3 separate regions of the Mus musculus genome follow, and regions 2 and 3 are each linked to region 1. Evidence: chromatin contacts called from ENCODE Hi-C or POLR2A ChIA-PET data. All regions are on one chromosome and are shown on one strand. Each heading gives the region's core, a stretch centred on a gene start or an enhancer-like site at or near the end of the contact. The rest is flanking DNA. Distances are from core to core; before and after follow the strand shown. Region 1 holds the start of Tom1 (target of myb1 trafficking protein). Region 2 holds the start of Hmgxb4 (HMG box domain containing 4). Region 3 has its middle 3.5 kb from the start of Hmox1.

Region 1 (4,594 bases), core at 1,518-4,017:
AGAGAGTTCAAGTTTACAAACTGAAGTTCCCAGGAGAGCTATACCTGTGTTAAAGATGTTAGAAGGTTGATTACAACCGTGTGATTGTGGAGAGTTGGAATGCTGCAGATCTTGAGACAAATTACCTTGCTTTAGATCATTTAGTAACTGCTTATTGCTCATCTCTGTGTCTGACCTAACATTTCTGTGACTTACCAGGTAACTTAGAAAACTAGTGTCCACCAACCCAAGAGTTAGAAATGTCATCAGCTAGCACCTGAGACATGTAGCATAGATTTTCATGCTTTGCTGTAACCTGAGTGTCTGATTTATAGCTTGCTTTTGTTCTCTGTGGCTACAAAAACAGGAAATCATCTCTTATTCGGTGTGATGTGAATCTGTGTTCTTGGGTCACGGCAATTCATATTTGATCCAGGGATAGGATGAACTATCTCTGATTTCTCTTGAGGTTAGAGCTGTTTTGTGCCTACTGGTAATAGATTGAGGACAGAACAAAAGAGCAGAAATTGGATGAGGAGTTGGGAAATGGCCTTAGGGAGGAGGTGATGGTGCCCAGTGCTTCCAGGAATGAGCCCAACTCCTCATGGCAGCATGTGGCATGGCAGCACTCCAGACTGTGAGACCAGCAATTATCAAGGTGTTTGTGAATTGTGAGGCCAGTGACACTGGGCTCTGATTAACACCACTTAATGACTGCTATCCTCTAGGATGCCAATTCTATGAGACTCCACTCTCAGGGCAGGAAGTCAGCAGACCTGGGAAGACACCACTTTACTCCTGCAGCAAAGAGGGGCTTGGATTATAAGAATACAAGCAGCTAAAACCTGCTTGTCATTAATCATCACAGCCAGTCAGGTCTTCTCTACTTGGAAGCTGATGGGAGACGACTTCTTGAGTCCTGAAGTTTCTGACCAACCTGGTCAACACTGCGAGACCCTGTCTCAAAAACAAATGCAGACTCAATCTCCAGTGCTTCTATCTCTATACACGGAAGAGTATGTAACACCGATACTGTTGTTGTTCTTTAAGTTAGGGTCTCTGTAGCCCAGGCTGGACTTGAGTTCAAAATCATCCTGTGTCAGCTTCCTGAATGCTGGGATTATAGGCATGTGCCACCATACCTGGCTCTTTTACAGCTTTGCCATCTTGTCTCAATTCACTTGGTTTTGGGTCTTACTCTGCAGCTTATGTTACCCTGCAACTAATTTCAGAATCAGCTAGCCTGGGACTTTGTGTCAATCCTCCTGTCTTAGTCTCCTGGGTATAGGATTACAGATGTGAACCACTGCTTCTGGTGGGAAATTTCAAAACGTGTGGTTTCCCAGCCAGTTGCAAAGAGAACTGGGAACCCTACACCTGCCCATCTGAGTCTTGGATAGGTCTGACATGAACCCCAAGGCAGAAAGGGTCCAGCAGTGAGATTTAGTCAGTGTTCTGAGGTACTGATGTAGCAGTACTCTTAATCAGAAGTATTTCTTGCCCAAGGCAGGCAACTTTCAGGGCAGGAGAGATGCTGAGCTTTGAACTGACAGGCAGTTTAAAAGACTGAACCCAAAAGACTTTATCCAAAAAGTCTCAGGACTTTGAGGCTGGCTTTGAAGGCCAGACTAATTTGCCTGTTTTACATAGGAAATCTGCGAAGAAGACTGCCTTCTCTTTCCAGGTCTCAAACAACGATTTATGGTGAAGCACCTGGGCTTCAGGCATCAGAGCTCCCTTGCAGAGAACTGATGAGAACCTCAAAAGAGCTACTAACAGCTGCAGTGTTGGTTACAACACAGAGCTGGGTTAACAGTTTCAGGGGAAGCCTTAGCTTTCAGATTCGGCCTTCCCAATTTCACAATGCCGTCGGGACCCTTCAGGTAAGGGGGTATGGATGTCACGCCCAGACCACCCATTCCTGGGGAAACGTCGCCGCCTGGCCTTTGCCCGAGAGTAGGTGCTGGGAGCCGGCACCTTCCCATGGGCTCCAGCCCCAGTAGGTGGTAACACGTTGACAATGACAGGCGTTAGCCATGTGCCAGGAAACATCCTCAGTGCTATCTTATTAATGCATTTAATGATCAAACAAGTCCAGGAAGGCTGGGCCATGACCCTTTAACTATGGGCGAGGACCATCACGGGGGCGACGTCACATAAACCCGAGACTCCCGACCATGGGGACAGAGGCGCGGCCGAACCTAGACACCCCGGCGTCTCGGAATGTGAAGAGTCGGTGACGCGGCGAATGATCAAGACGCCGCCAGCCCGGGAGGGGCTCTTAGTCTGCGCGCGCCCGGTGGTGGCGCGGCCCAACGCCTTCTCATCACAGCAGTCCCTTTAACCCAAACTTTCTCCCTCTACTCGGACCCCAGCACGCACACATTGGCTGAACCACATCCGCCCAGGACCGCCTCCTTCCACTGCCTATTGGCTACATCAAGCATCAATCCCCATATAAGACTTCCGATTGGCCCGTGTTCTTGTCAATCAGGTGGGTCATAGGGTGGGCGGAGCCCAGAGCGCCGCGCCAGCCTCACCGCCTAGCCTCCCTCCTGTCTGCCAGACTGCGGACTCCGACAGGTCCCAGGGCCAAGGCCAGAGCGGCACACAGGGGCGGGACTGCGCGCGGCTCCGGGGACTCACCGATCCGTTGTCCCACCGGAGAGCTGAACGGATTTCCCAGGAGAAAGTCCATTGCCGCGGCTACCGCTGCCACCAGCTCCCAGAATCAGGTGACAGCAACCGCCGGCGCCGCCGACCCGCCACGTGACCCGTTGGCCAGCCCGCGGGGTGGTGCCGGCAGGCGGGGGCTCTGGAGCGCAGCCACGAGGCCCCGCCCCCTACTAGGCTGCCCCTGGGCCGTGGCTGACGCCACACCAGGGCGGGGCCTGGGAGGGCCGGCTTCTAAGCCACGCCCCTGAAGCTTCAGTGCGCGCCACTGTGGAGCCTGGAAGTCTTGACATCCTGAAACTGGGTCTCTGGCCAGGGAAAGACCTGGGTCAGGTTACGCATACTCAGACAGGTATTAGTATTAGTGTCTTAGCCTTTAGTCCTGGGGACCAAGCCCTGAGGATGACAGCCTCCTTGCCCAAGTCGGACTCGAAATTTCCATTTGATGTCTCCCCGCTCCAAGAGCCAGAGGAGGCAAGGGCCTGGGTTTTTGCTCTCTTGAGACAGAGAATGAACTGCCTGTCCTGTGGCAAATGCTTTCACCTCATAAGCCACCTCATCTGCCTTGGCTCTCACCTGGCAAACCGGAAAAGTGCTTTTTCCTTATCTGTTCCCCTCAGCTGTAAATATCCATAATGTAATGCTTTCAGAGTATTGAGGTGACATGAAAATCACTCATAAGGCATTCCGTAATGGTTGCTTCCTCCTTGCTGTATCTTTGTAAGGCATTATGTTTTAAACTTTTAAATTTTTTTTTAACTCTATATGTGTGTGTTCCATGGTGCATACAGAGAGGTCAGAAGAAAACGTGGAGGAATCGATTCTCTCACCACATTTAATCTGAGATTAAACAAGTACTGTGGGCCATCACACTTCCTCCTCCATTTTGGCAGGGCTCATACCTAGGACTTTGCCACACTGAAACCCGGTGCTGCAGTCCCCCCCACCCCCCCTTTTTTTTTGACAATATCCCTTGTCTGGCCTCAAACTCAGATCCCTGGGGTGTTGGAATTGGAGAAGTATGTGCATCATAGCATGCAGCCTTATTATTATTATTATTTTTTTTTTGCTACTTATGACTTTTAACATTTTGTTTTTCCATTAACTTTTTCCTTAACCATGAAAGGTCAAATTTCCATATTTCAATGTTCACAGTATTAGCACATATTCACTTCAGGCCATGTGGCTGTTGACTCAGAGACAAGGAGGTGACATCACATTTTTTTTTTATTTAAAATAGACAAGACTCTGGAAAGCTCCTGGGATATGAACTGTCTGTTTTTTGGCATAGAATTTTCATGCAACTCTGACAAAAGATTGATGGATACTTTTTGATTTAGGCCAATAGCAATATTTTAAATGGTTTCATTTGCTATGCCACAACTATCATATTCTCTCCTTTTATAATACATGCAAATGATATTTGAGAGCCTTTACATATAAGGTGTGTTCAACCTGAGACCCAAGGGCTGCATGGCCCAGGATAGATAGGAACATGGTAACTTGACCTTTATTTCAGGATTTGGTTTTAAAATTTTTAAATTTTGTGTTTGTGTGTGTGTGTGTACCTCTGTGTGGGTATATGCACTTGTGTGCTGGTGCCTAAGGAGGCTACAGAGGGTGACTGATCCTCTGAAACTGGAGTTACATTCAATTGGATGAGTGTTGGGATCTAACTTGGGTCCTTATCAAGGGCAGGAAATATTCTTCACCAGTGAACCATCTCTTCAGCCCCCACTCCCTTATAGAGAAATGTCAGGGTAGAGTAGAGTTATACCGACTACGATTAGCCCAATTAGGGAAAAGACAGCTAAGACTGGACTATAAATATTAAAAATGAGATCTTTAATATAAGTACAAAATATTGTTTCTTTATACAACTGTAATAGGATTTGGATCAAACCACTAGGATTTATTTAAAAAAACAAAATAAAACAATGAT
Region 2 (4,866 bases), core at 1,186-3,685, 40 kb after region 1:
TTTCTTAAAATAAAGACCAGGGACTGGTGAGATGTCTCAGTGGTTAAGAGCACTGATTCCTCTTCTGAAGGTCCTGAGTTCAAATCCCAGCAACCACATGGTGGCTCACAACCATCCATAATGAGATCTGACACCCTCTTCTGGTGTGTCTGAAGACAGCTACAGTGTACTTACATATAATAAATAAATCTTAAAAACAAACAAACAAACAAACAAACAAACAAAGACTAGATGCTTGTAGGAAAAGTGAGTGAACCCTGAACACAAGTCCAATATGTAGGGCAGCCCAGAACCTGAGAAATACTATGGAATATTCCCAGGATGGGCAGACTGATGGGCCCTAAATGGTGGCTGCCTCACAAGAAAAAGACAGTACCAGGGAGGGGGAAAAGGTCTCAAGCAGCAGTGTGAAAGAAAGCAGAGTTCAGGAGCATTCATACAAGATTAGATGAACACTATGTCTCAAATTAAATTGAGGGCTCAGGGGTAGAAAGTAAATTGGGAGAGTTAATGAAGATCAAAAATTTAGGTTTGATTTTCACATCAGAAAACAACTACATCAAATGTTAGCAAACACAAAACAGGTGCTAAAACCCATTCTCTTGAATTCCATAATTTTGGAGTTTACAAAATTCTATGCTGTCAACTTCTTGGGGCAGGATAATCTTACAGTTAGTGTTTGTCTTAGTGTGCAAAAACATGACAGCATAGAAAAGCTCATTCATTGTTTAATACTGTTTATGCCATTATAGATAGCGAATGCTTAGAAAACGTGAACACCGTGGCTCGGCTCTTCCAAGGCTTTTCTTCAGGGTATAAGAAAGGAGAAGCAGGCTGTTAATTCCACTTGAAAATAAAACTTCAGCACAGGCTTTTGGGATAACAAGTAATTATGAAAAAAGTTAAAATCTTCAAAGGTAGAATTTTGTTATTTTGGAAATTCAAAGCGTTAACTATAAAAAAAGTTTCAGAAACTAAGTTTTTGGAGGTAATCTCAGTTCCAGCAATCGCTAATCGTTATCATCATCCCAGAACAGATCGGAGAATTGAAAAAGAAAGAAAATCCACCCAGTAAACTGGGCAAGGAAGGTCTGTCTCCTCCAGACGGGAGTTTCCTCCAAGGCTGTTTTTAGGAACTTAGATTGCCAGTCCATGCAGTCAAAGGAAGAAACACATCCAGCTGTTGGCAGATTCTGATATTTTGTTGCTACTTCTAGGATAGCACAGGTGAATTCTTACTTCAGTGGGTTTCCTTCCTTCTTGGATCTGTTGGAGTTCTTGCCACACCCTTTTCCAAGGACCCACCTATGCAGCACTCCAGCCCCTGCCAGCTTCGCAACTTGCAGAGATCTCCATAGCCAGAAAGGCGCACTGAATCTTCTCACTGCAATGCTAACTGGAACCACGACCACTGCACAGATTGGCTGATAACATACTCGGTTCCACGAGTTCAGCGATCCAAATTTTGACAAGCCATAATCAACAGGCTTTACTTTGGATGCAGTTTTTAAAAATGTATTTTGCTACGAGGGTATAGAATCAGCCAGTACTGGAAACAAGGGTGGGGTGGGTGGGTGGTAGACATATCTTGTCTGCTATATGATATAAACTAAAGTGAACCTACAAGTAGTGGTTGTGGAGGGGGAAATGGGCCTGTATGGAGATGACTCCAATTAAGAAGGCATGTTCAAACTGAGTCGCACGCAAAGAACACACACAATACGAGATCGTTTATCCATACAGTCCCCAAGACCACCGTTCCCGGGGTCCCCGCTGTGATAACCTCGGCAGGTCTGCTGCAACCGCTAGTTCAACAAAGCTCTGCGCAGCGCAGGAAGCTCCGGGCATCCTCTCCCGCTCGCCGCTCACCGCGCGCCCAGCCCTCCCGCCCGCCGGCCCGGGACCTCTCTTCCTGACAGCCCCAGGTAGCCCGCGCCCCGGCTCCCATGCCGCGCTCCGCCCGACCCGTGTTCCCACGTCCCGTCGGCCTCCGGCGCCCCGGAGCGCCCAGACAGCGGCGCAGGGGGAGGGGCGGCGCGGGCCGCGGGTCCCTGGGGCGGCCGCACGCCCCCTCCCGGCCCCGCAGCTTTCCCGCCTTCCCCGTTTGAACAGCTCCCGCCGCCTTCCTCCTGCGGCCCGCTCGAGCCCCTTCCCCGGGGCGGCTGCAGCCGCTACTCCAGTTCCCGGCTTGGCCCCCGAGCTAGGCCGCGGCGGGCCTGAAGCGCCTCCCGGACGGTGTCGGGGGGCCGGAGCGGTGGGCGGAGGCCGGGCGGGGCCGTTGCCGCCCCGGGGTGGGGGTCCGGACGGGTCTGGTGGGGGCTCCGCTCGCCGCTACCTTCACTCGGCTCGCTCGGATCCCGCCTCAGCGCCGCCGACGGCCGCCATCTTGGAGAAGGAGAGAAAAGCGCGAGCAACAAGGGCGCCTCAGTCGAGCCCAGAGCGCAGACTCCTACTGCAGCGGGGCTACCGCGCCGGCGAAAGAGCGTCGAGCGCATCGAATAAACCTGCTTGTTGAGCGCGGTCGCGGTACCGTTTGAGAATACACTCCTCCGTTGCAGGTTTAGTCTAGAAATCTCTTCTCGGTCTAAACAAATAATTTCAAAAGTCTCCTGTTTATTCTTCAATAAAAATATCTTTCTGTAAAGAAATTGCGAATAAAAAATATCAGGCAATTAGATTAATGTAGCCAAACACCTGCCCCAACCCAAAGTCTTTACAGCTCCGTAAACTTCTATGCAATTAGAACAGTCGTTCTGAAGCAATGGAGCTTGGCTTTGGATTTTATACGTTCACTGTCAGTTACAATTTTATGTACTTATCTACCACGTGCTTATACAAACCTCGAAAATTTCATGACAGACTTAAAATTAGACAATTAGCTTTGTATTCTCTTTTAGGAACTCATGGGTCCTTCTCCGCAATCTCGGTCCTTTCTGGTCACCTAATAGTAGCCCTTCTTGTTCTCCTTTTACCCCTAAATCTTTTGTATTTAAGACAGAATGTTATGCTGTTTATTTCAAGACAATCTGTTCTTTGCCGGACTCAGAGCGATAAGGGTTAATAGCCGTATTTATTTGTAATTTAGCATTTACATCTGGAGAGTAGCCCAGGTGAAGTGGAAGACCATACACTTGTAAGACAAGCTGTTTTCTCACCAAATTATTACACCGCTCACACCAATTTTTGTTTAAGTGTTAAGAGGACTGGTGAATTGGTTCAGTGGGTTAAAATATTTTACACCAAATCTCTGGGTATGTGTTTGACACCGGAAATTTACATGGTGGAAAGAGAGAACTGATTCATGCAAGTTTGACTGCCACAGGAATGTCCCCTAAAAACACACAAAATGGAAATAAATAAGTTACTCTTTCTCTAAGAAACAGGAGAAAACAGTTTCTTCTGATTTATTGAGGAGAACTCAATAAATCAATAGCATTTACAATTTCCAGAGCCTGGTTTAATATAAAGACTCTGTTTTTGTAGCATAGTGTAAGTATATAATAGCCTTCTGTGTGAACAGTGCTCACTCCATCAGGGCAACCAGAAGCTGGTGCCCTCCTCACTGAAAAGACCCAGCCTTCATCTGCTCTAGGGAGGAATTTCTCTTCTGTTTTGCTTTGTCAAAGTCACAGGAGGTAGGCAGTTTTGGCGGGAGGGATGGGTGGAGGAAGCAGCCCTGGCTGTCCTGGAACTCATTATGTAGACAAGGCTTGCCTGAAATTCACAGAAATCCTCCTGCTTCTGCCTCCTGAACACTGAGATTAAAATCATGCACTACTATTAATTCTTATATATAAATATAATTAGATCATGTTCCCTCTTTTCAACCCTTTCCATTTATTTCTCTCAAATTCATGGCCTCTATTTCTTTAACTGTTGGTGTGTGTGCACATGCTCATAGAAGCCAAAGGAATACACCAGATTTCCTGGAGATGGACTATAGACAGTCATGAACTGTACAGTGTGAATGCTGGGAACTGAACTCAGGTCCTTTGGAAGAGTAGTATTCTCTTAACCTGCAGCCATCTCTTCAGCTCCTCAGCCTGTTCTTGACCACAGTACTATCATTCTTGGATCACTGAACATACACTCGTTCATTTATTCGCTGAAACAGTCCTTATGGAAAGCACAGGGTATAGCAGGCACTGGGCAAGGTGCTGGGCACTAACAAGAGAACAAAGTCAAGGGTACTTGAGCCTCAGCAGCTGATACTCTGGCTGGGAGGGCAGCAGAAAATAATAAAGCCATGTTGTAGTGAGTGGTGGTGTGTTGGTTGGGGAAGAGCAGTACAGATGCAGGTAAGGGTGGAAAGGCCTGCTCTTTAAAACATGACTCCGGTGCTTCTTGTGATGAGGTGCCTGCTGGCACTTGCTTTGCTGGAAGGGGAATCGGTGGTGGAGTCCAGAAGGCCGAGGCACTCTGAACAAGCTCCTCCTCAGAAGCATGTGGGTGAAGCTTCTCTGCTGTGAGCATCCTAGCATGGCTCTGTGGAATTTGGCAACAGAAGGTGGGAGATGAGCGCTGACCTCACAGAGTCCTCCTTCGGCTTCATGGGACGTAAAGAATACATTCACCATATTGATTGTAGTTGTTGGTTGGGTTGACATAAATCAAGACTCCACCAAACCTAATACTTTAATACATGACAATTTGAGATATTTCAGTTGTTCATCAATAAAGGTATCAAAATATCATAGAGAGACACAAATCCAATTTCTAGGAATGAAAGCTATAATAATGCCTGGGATACCTGGATAAAATAAGCAGCCAATAAGATACCAAAGAGGAGATCTCCTTAAGACCCTGCAAAGACACCACCTAAATGAAATGTACAGAGGAAAAGCCCCAGATGAGGCTTCAATGACT
Region 3 (4,208 bases), core at 1,382-3,881, 56 kb before region 1:
TGACTTTTGATGTCAACAAAGATTTCATTCTTTTGTTTCTTTGTTTTGTTAATCCTGAGATTCTCCAGAAAAACCAACTCCAACATTTTGGGCCAAGTTAGAAGCAAGCTTTAAATATTAAATACTAACCTTTGGGGATGGACTTTGACCAGGTATGTTCTCTGGGATTTCCCAGCTGATAATGGCCTTGAGCCTCATGTTTCAGGGGTTTATAAGGACAAACCTATAGGCTCAGTACTTTCCCATGACCTACAACTCCCTGCATTCGGGTAGTTACCTCTGGTGTTCCTAAGCAGGAGGGATTTACAGTTAATTTTGGACATTATATTTTCTTTCTTCCCCCCCCCAAAAAAAACAGGGTTTCTCTGTGTAGCCCTGGCTGTCCTTGAACTCACTTTGTAGACCAGGCTGGCCTCAAACTCAGAAGACCAGGCAAAACTCAAACTCAGAGATCTGCCTGCCTCTGCCTCCCAAGTGCTGGGATTAAAGGCGTGCACTACCATGACTCGCTCTTCTTCTGTTTTTAAGGCTAAAATGAAATGGTGGTTCTAAGTCCTCGACTCTGAGAGAAGGAGAATGGAAGTCAACAACTGCCCATCAAGGGTTGATTCCCCACAGAGGGGAATGGGATGGCCAAGTCTCACCTGCATGTACCCAAGAATCTGTGGCACACGGTAAAGAGAGCTGCCATTTCTCTGCCACGAGAAGCAGTGACAATGGAATAACAGCTCATAATAACGGAAGAACACACACACACACACACACACACACACACACACACCCGGCATGCAGACAACTCATTTCACTCTCTCAGGAACTCCACCAAAGAAGTACAGGTATCAGCTGGCTTTACAAACCAGGACACTGAGGCTTAAGATAAGGATGTGAGTTCACTGTAACAGGAGGACGTTCACAGTCCCTGGAAAGCAGGTGGCATATCTTCTGCCTTCGAATGGATTGGCAGGAAAAGTGGCCATGACCACTGCCAACAAGCAAGTGTTTCTCTAGGTCTTCTGGTAAGGACCATCTTCCCCCGGGGTGACCTGGAAAGCAGGTGGGCAGGGACACTGTTCATTTTGCTTTGTAAATCCCCAGGATGGGGTCTGTGCCTGGCAAGTAGCTGGCAGTTAATAACTGTCAGAATGAGTGGCTGCATCAGGACTCCCCTTGAGAATGGGGTGCAGCTGTCTGGCTTCCATGTCACTACAGTGCCAGAAAGGCTGAAACCAAGCTCTGATCGAAAGGTGCAATCCCAGCCAACCTTTGTAGAACACTTGCTGTGTGCCAAAGCTCTCCTAACCCTGACAGCAGCCCACAAGATCTGTACAGCTGCCATTGACATCTATATTCTATTTGATTCTAATGAGGAATAGGGAAGCCAGGAATTTTCTTGTCACACAGCAATATTGATGGCAGAACCAGAATTCTAGTCCTGGTAATAGAAAGTCAGACCTCCCCCAGTCACCCTATCCCAAGCTCTTTCACAGAGGATCTAGGACTTTAGGGGGAATAATGAGAAGTCTGCAGCTCTAGAGCCTGTCATTCCAAGGTCTCCAGAAAGATGAAACTCACAACAGGAGTCCCCCTTTTCACATGGGGAGCTGGGGTACCCAAAGACTAAGGCACGGACTCCGGTTATGCACCTCTCAGAGACACGCTTACTGATGCTGGGTTTCTGACTCCTGGTGTTTGGCTTGTTCTCTAGGAGCCGCAGATGTAGCTAGATGATAAACTAAACAGGATTTAGGGACTGAAGCAGCCATGCCAGACTGTGCTAGTCCCCTCTCAGCCTCTCTCCTCTCCCCTGTGCACACACTGACTTGGCTTTTGGACTCCTTTGCCTCCTGCACCAGAAAGATCCCAATCCATGCCCTCCTTCCTCCTGCAGTGGCTGGCTGAATACCCCACCACACCCTCACAATTAGGACCAGAGAGAGATTCTGAAGATGGTCAGAGGGTCTGGCAGATATGACACTGTCCTGGCCCATCCCTCAGGATCCAGGATCATCACAAATTGCATGATGGGTTCAGACACAGTTGATGGATGACCCTGCCTCCTCTAAAGATGGGGGGGACACAGACGAAAGGCTGAGATGCACAGGCAGCCTCAGGAAGCTAGAAAGTGTCCAACCCTACCCACACTCCTGAGCTCATCTCACAGACAACCATGCTGTATTTCAGAATAGGACAGACCTAAGAAAGGAGTCAGCCATAACTCCAAAGCTTTCCATTAGACGGATGAAACTGCTAGCTTCTGTAACTGAGAGGCATGGGGGGAACAGCAGCAACGCTGTGTGAGTGTGTGTGTGTGTGTGTGTGTGTGTGTGTGTGTGTGTGTACCAGTTCGAAGTGTTTCAGATAGGGCTTTGCAAACAATTTAAAATTAAACAAGAAACTTCTGTGCCTTTCTAGAACTTTCACTTCCTTCTGCCTGCCGTTCCGGAACCTTTTACCAACTATTCCTAGCTGAGGCTGAGGGAACAGAGGGTGACTCAGCAAAATCTGTCTTCCCTTTGTCTGCTAATCACCCCTCCCAACCATGACACAGCATAAAAGCAGCTGAGGAAATGAGCAGTGAGGAAATCACAACTCAGCATTCCAGCCGCTGCGGGAAAAACAAAGTTCAGCTCCTGTGGGGGCTGGAATCCTGGGTGGGGGTGGAGCTCTTTGTGCCTTTTGTCCCAGTTAGATGGCAGTAAGGGAATTTGTGTGGGTGTCTTCAGGCAGGAATCCTCCTAGACAGCAAGCATACTGATTACACTAAGCCTGAGACAGACCAGGAGGGGGACATGTCCCTATCCCTGGAAGGCAGGAGACTCCAGTGGGGCTCTGCAGCCTACATATGCACTGTGTATCAACAGAGCAGACAGTCCAAAGCTGAGAAAATGCTCAACAGCTGACATGGAGACAGGGAATCTTACTAACAGAAGCATCCATGAGTAAGGTAGAACCCTCTGACAGGCAGGCAGAGCTGTACTGCCACACACGTAGGACAAAGAAGGAGAATTCCTAATAAAACAGCTGCTCAAAGTCAAAAGACAGCACAAATGACAGCTGCCCCTGTTAGTCCTATGACAGTTCCTCCAACAGACAGCAGCTGGACAGCTGGATAGAGAGCTGGAGCCTCCCCCCCCCCATCCCCATTTTCTCTTCCTCCTGCCCAATGACTTCAGAGGACAGTAATGGAGGGAGCTGCCCACCCCTGGTCAACATCGTTCAACTGCTCTTGGCTACCCCTCAGGTAAAGTGCCCTTATCCTAGCACACCTGGCCCAGCCCTCCCCCACACCAAATGTGTCAGACTCACAGGAGAAACTTCTAGCCCTGAACCAGGAAGTCTTTTATCCTCAGCCTTTGCTAGCCTCCCCAAGAAAACTTTTGCACAGAGACAAAAGTGCATGTTTGTAAACCAGCACTTGGGAGAAAGAAGCAGGAGAAACCACTAATTCACCAGAGACATAAGGATTACCACCACATCCCCACTAGGATGAGAAAGAACCCTGTGAAATGAAAATTCAGAGCACAGTGAGATTACACTACACTTATTAGAAGGGCTTAGTTGAAGATGACAATGGAAGCACACACGTTTGATCTCAGCACTCAGGAGGCAGAGGCAGGTGGATCTCCAACATGGTCTACAAACATAGTTCAAAAAAAGAAAGAAAAAAGAAAAAGAAAGAAAGAGAGAAAGAAAGAAGGAAAAAGGAAAGATGGATGACTCCTAAGTGCTACTGATTTGAGAGTGAATACAACTCTTTTTCATTGCAGATGATTATAATGTTGCCTTAATATATTCTGTATTAGTACAGAATTATTTTGAACTGAAGATAATAAACCCCCCAAAACTCTGTGTCCTCCCTCCCTCCCTCCCTCCCTCCCTCCCTCCCTCCCTCCTTCCCTCCCTCCCTTTCTTCCTCCCTCATGTGCCACAAAGCAGACTATCATAGTTTATAGAAGTATTAGATCTTTCCAAACCCAGAGAAAGACCCTAAGGAGTCTTTTATTTTAATTATTTTATCTTAGGTGTTTGGGTGTTTTACTTACATGTATGTCTGTGTACCACATTAGTACCCGATTTTCAAGGAGGCTCGAAGAGAGTATTAGATCCCCTAGAACTGGAGTTACAGATGATTGTAAACTGACATGTGGGTGCTGGGAATCGAACCTAGATCCTCTGCCTTCTGAGTGCTGGGATTAAAGTCAGACTTC

The links. Hi-C counts contacts between places; a loop is a spot of excess contacts on that map. ChIA-PET counts read pairs that join two places held with the same protein, here RNA polymerase II (POLR2A).
Region 2: a loop to region 1 is called in a map of left cerebral cortex, with 7 times the contacts of the local background. The contact joins the promoter of Hmgxb4 here to the promoter of Tom1 in region 1. A Hi-C loop is called at or near these places in 12 of 37 maps with a recorded cell type or tissue (T-helper 17 cell, adrenal gland, gastrocnemius and 2 more). POLR2A ChIA-PET finds 5 or more read pairs at or near these places in 4 of 5 experiments (Patski and embryonic stem cell).
Region 3: a map of gastrocnemius shows a loop between it and region 1 (2.2-fold over the local background). The contact joins the enhancer-like site here to the promoter of Tom1 in region 1. A Hi-C loop is called at or near these places in 2 of 37 maps with a recorded cell type or tissue (T-helper 17 cell and gastrocnemius). POLR2A ChIA-PET finds 5 or more read pairs at or near these places in 4 of 5 experiments (Patski and embryonic stem cell).

Annotation. Positions count from the first base shown.
Region 1 is chr8:75,031,859-75,036,452 of GRCm38, reverse strand. It overlaps Tom1 (target of myb1 trafficking protein), which reads right to left and starts at 2,767. Exons shown (of 15, transcript NM_011622.3): 1 at 2,626-2,767. The coding sequence starts at 2,677. Hmgxb4 (HMG box domain containing 4) reads right to left here. Exons shown (of 11, transcript NM_178017.2): 11 at 4,475-4,594.
Region 2 is chr8:74,991,219-74,996,084 of GRCm38, reverse strand. It overlaps Hmgxb4 (HMG box domain containing 4), which reads right to left and starts at 2,435. Exons shown (of 11, transcript NM_178017.2): 1 at 2,336-2,435.
Region 3 is chr8:75,088,039-75,092,246 of GRCm38, reverse strand. No RefSeq gene overlaps it. Among named protein-coding and RNA genes, the nearest start is that of Hmox1, 3.5 kb to the left of the region's middle. Within about 2 kb of position 2,631, at least 1 of the 3 ENCODE cell types and tissues checked has a DNase peak (open chromatin) inside an H3K27ac peak, as active enhancers do.